2 separate regions of the Homo sapiens genome follow, and region 2 is linked to region 1. A link is a contact called in ENCODE Hi-C or POLR2A ChIA-PET data. All regions are on one chromosome and are shown on one strand. The core of a region is the stretch at or near the end of the contact, and the rest is flanking DNA. Distances in the headings are between cores, read along the strand shown. Region 1 has its middle 35 kb from the start of SLC2A3. Region 2 holds the start of CLEC2D (C-type lectin domain family 2 member D).

Region 1 (2,661 bases), core at 53-2,552:
TTGTATTTTTAGTAGAGACAGGGTTTCACCATGTTGACCAAGCTGGTCTTTGAACTCGTAATCTCAAGTGATCCGCCTGCCTTGGCCTCCCAAACTGCTGGGATTACAGGTGTGAGCCACCATGCCCAGCCAAATCACCTGTTTTTAAACCATAGAAAAAGGGGAAGATAAATGTCAAAGGAGGACTGTATTTACAACTCAACAGTAAGGAAAATAAAGTCCTTGATTTAGATTCCCCCCCTTTCCAGTTTTCCACTTCTTTCTCCTCTCAAGCACCTTTTCTGCCTGGCAAGAAGCATGCAAAACAAACTACCCATTTGCTTTTCTTCTTCTTCTTTTTTTTTTTTTTTTTTTTTTTTTTGGAGACATAGCCTCACTCTGTCACCTAACCTGAAATGCAGTGGCTCGGTTAACTGCAACCTCCACCTCCCACCTCCCAGGTTCAAGCTATTCTCCTGACTCAGCTTCCCCAGTAGCTGGGATTACAGGCGTGCGCCACCATGCTCGGCTAATTTTTGTATTTTTTAGTAGAGATGGGGTTTCGCCATTTGGACAGGCTGGTCTCGAACTCCTGACCTCAGGTGATCCACTAACCTCAGCCTCCCAAAGTGCTGGGATTACAGGCATGAGCCACCGCGCCCGAACTACAATTCTTGGACGTCTCCATTAATTCTTACTGCTCTTCCATCCCCAATCTTGTCTTTCTCGGTGTCTTGATTACTTGAAAATCATCCCTTCGTCTCTGTTTCTCGAGCAGTGCCCCTTCCGCAACAGTACGCGCTCTCCTTTTTTTTTTTTCTTTTTTTCTTTTGAGGCAGGGTCTCAGTCTGTTGCCCAGGCTGGAATGCAGTGGCGCGATCTCGGCTCACTGCAACCTCCGCCTCCCGGGTTCAAGCGATTCTCCCGCCTCAGCCTCCCGAGTAGCTGGCATTACAGACGCCCGCCACCAGGTCCGGCTAATTTTTTTGTATTTTTAGTAGAGACGGGGTTTCACCATGTTGGCCAGGCTGGATTTGAACTCCGGACCTCAAGTGATCCGATCTCTTCGGCCTCCCAAAGTGCTAGGATGACAGGCGTGAGACACCGCGGCCGGCCGCGCTCTCCCTTTCTTGCACTCGTCTTTATCTTCTAAGCCCTCCACATGCTTTTAAACTGTCAGTCTTTTCATTTTTATTTCTTCCTCTTGGACGCATTTACCCAAATTGGCCCGAGGGAGGCTGAGACAGCAGATACGAAAGAAAAATGTGTGTATGCGTGAGTCTTTGGGTGGCGAAGAAGGAGGAGGAGGAATGTAGCTCGGGGCTCGGCCCCCGTGCTGGGATTCCGAGGGCGGGGGACAGGATGCGCGCGCGGCGGGTAGCGTGCCACACGGCACGTCCCGGCCGCTGCAGGAAGGCGGGGCTCAGGTCCCGCCGACTCCCACATGCTGGGGGACACCGGGAGCGCCTCCCACTCCCAGCCCGCCGGAGAGCCTTGCAATTTTCAGGAATCGGCGTCTTCTCTGGAAAGCCGCCAAAGGTTTTAAGAGGGTTTCGCCTTAAGGGCAGATGTTTTGTGCTAGGCCAGTAATCCTCAAACGTCCCTTTTAGCCCCACTCAGCTGTGTGAGTTTCCATCCCCATCCCCTCCTCTCACCCGACCACGTTGCCTCTTTAGCTGCAGGTCCTTTTATTGCTCTTCTTTCCCACGTACACTCCACGTTTCACATTTCACGCTTCCACACAGCCTCCTATGTTTACAAACTCTCTCCCTTCATTATGCCCGAGCAGCACGCTGAGTCTTTTTTAAAGTCAATTTTATGTATAAAATGTACACAATACAATTCAAACCTTTTAGGTGTGCAGGTGGACGACTTTTCTCTCTCTCTCTCTCTCTCACACACACACACACACACCAGTGTTGCCACTACCCCAATCCGCACAGAAATTTTCATCATCTTAGAAAGCTCAGCATCCTGAATCTTGGGCAGTTAGCCTGTCATTTTTCAATCACGACTTACAGGTTTTCTCCCTCACGCATTCACTTTTTCATATGTTGGTGAAATATTTACGTAAGTACCACGTATGAACCAAACACTACGGAAACAGAAACAACCGGGAAACTAGAGCAACTCAATGTAAAAGGGAAGGCGCATACAATAAGACACATACTTTTGTTTCCCCTTCACCTATAGTATTTCTGCTAATCCTTCCCCTTCCCCTTTAAAAACAATTAAAAAAATTTTTTTGTGAGTATGTAGTAGGTGTATATATTTATGGGGTCCATGATGTTTTAATGCAAGCATGCAATGTAAAATAATCACCTCATGGAGAATGGGGTATCCATCTCCTCAAGCATTTATGCTTTGAGTTACCCCCTCATCTTTTTAGACCCTCAGACAACTTAGTCAGCTGACCAATCCTTCCTGAGAAATAAATGTTCTTTTTCACCCTTTTTTTATGTCTTCCTGAGGAAGGCTGACGGTGAATGAAGCGCATTAGACTGAGAATAGCTGCTGAGTAGAAAACCGGTGGGAAAACAGAGAATTTCCTGGAGGCATGGGAGGGGCACGCTGTAATGAGTGGGAATGTCACAGGCGCTGTTTCAAAAAGAGTGGATGAAAGCCTGAGAATGCGGCTGTAAAGGCTACTGGAAGGCTCCTCGGGCAGGGGACAGGATGTGA
Region 2 (2,661 bases), core at 1-2,500, 1.7 Mb after region 1:
TCTCAAGCAATTTTCAAATTATTAAATTTCACAGGAAAGGAGGTTAGGAAGAACTATGTGAAAAACAGACTTGAACTTTTGGCAATCACATGTTGTTCAGGAGACAAAACCAAATTCAACTTCCAAGAAAGAGAAGCAGCTTTGATAAAAAGCAGGTTCTCAGATGGAATTACTAGAAGGCTTTATCATAGGTCCTAGGACAAACTAGAAATGATGAAATAGTAAAGAAAAAGATATATAAAATCTTACAGAAACTGGAACTCAGTCCTAATGCAACTTCATTTCTATTTGATAAAGGCAATAGCTGTCCAATCTGGAACTTATTTCTTACAGGTAAGGGGGGCTACTGTATAGAATTCAAAAGCAGGGAAAATATGTTGTCAGAGTTAAGATAGAGATTGTATTTGGGGTAATGAGCGTTGCAGGACATGAGTAGGGCACATAGCGTGTTGGTATTGTTTTACGTGGTTTTAAGATATACTTCATCTAGGCACTTGTTACATGTTATATTTTTAATGAATGTGTTTAGTTGTATGCTTATGATTTGTGCACATTACTATAAATTATATTTTAGTAAAAGGTGCCCTTACTGGCATTTATATACAAGAAATCAACACATCTGACAAGAAGCTCTTGCTGCTAAAGAGCCTCTGTGCTCCTGGATCATGCCAGAGGGAGCACAGAAGCTGCACACCGTTCAAGCCCATTTTTGAAAAGTTGTTGTAGCAGCCATAGCAGCAAATTCCCAAAATATCTTGAAGAAATTGAAAACAAGATATTTTTTGAATGAGCGTAAACTCTTGGGAATGAATTTTAATTTGAGATTAAAATTGCTGTTGTCTTTACTTACCTAACATTCATTTCCTCTGAGAGCCAACTCCTTCCTTTCAATAAATTCTTATTTTCTATCATAATATTGCTTTGTACCGCACAAAATACAATTATAATTTTTAATAGTCAAAGAAATTTTAAGTTATCAAACATTAGTTTCTTTCGTAACCAAAATACTGTTAGAGAAGTAGCTTCAACTTTTTAAAATTCTTACAAACACCAGTTTATTCTGTTGTGATGAGCTGATTTTTGAAACAATTTATGCTTCATTTGTTCCTCTAGCTATATTTAACTTAAAGGCTTGACATTTTGAGTTACTGGGGCGGTTACACACTTACACGTTTTAGTCGTTGGGCTTTTTTTTTGTTTTGTTTTGAATCATTCTTGGGGTTGAAAACGTAGAGACTGTGGTTTAGATCACTCATAGAAACTGGAGGCAAAATGCATGACAGTAACAATGTGGAGAAAGACATTACACCATCTGAATTGCCTGCAAACCCAGGTAAGAAGCTGGGCTCTACAGAGTAAGTGTGAGGACTGGAATGGGAAGGTAGTGGTAGTGATGGGCTCACACAGGAAAGGTGCTGATCTAGTAAAAAGTTTTCAAGGATAAGAGATGGAATGTGGGAGTCCATAAATTGGCTTATAATTTGTGTAAAACATGCATATATTTATATTCCCAGTTCTAACAACTAAGGAGAGGGAACAATGAGAGAAAGATGTAAGACAATGAGATAAGGTTAAGTTTAGGATTGAAAATAACAGTTAATTTCACTAAAAAAAAATCTATACAAACTCTAAAGTGTTACTCAGATACAAGATACCATCATTATTACATAGGTAGAAAACCTATCATGGAAGCTCTTAAGAGAGAAAAGGTAGAAAATAGTATGTAAAGGACATTTACAAATCAAAAAAGTAACAAAGGTTGAGTAGAAACTTAGTAGGGCATTCTAATGGAATTATGTTACATTGGATGCACTGGAAATATATATATATATAGCTTTATATGATGCTTTAGTAAGTGAAAAAAATGACTTTTGCCACAGTTAGGGAATATCAAGGTTTTATAACTTAGGACTTAAAAGTTTGGAGTTTTCTCCTCCCAACTTAAAAGGTAATCAATTTGGAGAAAAGGTAATTCAGAGGCAGAAAAAGATGAACTCTAAATGTTGTTAAATGACTTCATTTATTTCTTCATTCATTGGGTATTTTGAGCATTTTATACCAAATGCTTTAAACTGTTTGTCGGATAGTTCCAACATCTCTGTCATGTCCTCCTTGGCTTGTGTTTTCTTTCCCCATGGAAGTTGACATTTTCGTGGTTCTTCATATACTGTGTAATTTTGGATTGTAATTTGAACATTTTGAACAAATATTTAGTTAGACTGGATCTTATTTAAATTTTGGAGTATATTGATACTATTGTTTTAGCAAGCAATCACCCTGGTGAGATGAAGACAATCTGTGGGATCTGGTTCCAATGTCAGTTCCATTCTGAAAGCCTTTGTAGTGCTATTCAGACATGTGCATCAACCAGGGGTGAAATTGGGAACTGTGCAATGCTCTACTCATTAGTTCAGGTCTTAGCATCTTTAGTGTGCCAATTAGAACCATATCTAGGCATGCATAAGTTGAGGGGCAGGTGAATCCAGGAGTTTATGAATAATGTTCATGGGTCTCTTTCTAAAGTTTCTTCCTCTTCACCATCTGACCCGTACTTTCAGGTTCCCAGGGGCTTCTCCTTTCCATCCTCCAGCTAGAAATGCGGGCCTCCTTTTATTCTGATGAACCATATACTTCTGCAATTATAGCTGCATCTTTAAGCTC

What was found. A loop is a pair of places that touch in the nucleus more often than their neighbours do. ChIA-PET counts read pairs that join two places held with the same protein, here RNA polymerase II (POLR2A). Pooled maps may share reads with other maps.
Region 2: a pooled map shows a loop between it and region 1 (4-fold over the local background). The contact joins the promoter of CLEC2D here to the enhancer-like site in region 1. A Hi-C loop is called at or near these places in 4 of 50 pooled maps. POLR2A ChIA-PET finds 5 or more read pairs at or near these places in 2 of 52 experiments (activated CD4-positive, alpha-beta T cell and activated CD8-positive, alpha-beta memory T cell).

What each region holds. Positions count from the first base shown.
Region 1 is chr12:7,969,454-7,972,114 of GRCh38, forward strand. No RefSeq gene overlaps it. Among named protein-coding and RNA genes, the nearest start is that of SLC2A3, 35 kb to the left of the region's middle. RefSeq lists an enhancer at 1,324-2,037. Within about 2 kb of position 1,303, at least 38 of the 41 ENCODE cell types and tissues checked have a DNase peak (open chromatin) inside an H3K27ac peak, as active enhancers do.
Region 2 is chr12:9,668,463-9,671,123 of GRCh38, forward strand. CLEC2D (C-type lectin domain family 2 member D) reads left to right here and starts at 1,251. Exons shown (of 5, transcript NM_013269.6): 1 at 1,251-1,333. The coding sequence starts at 1,273.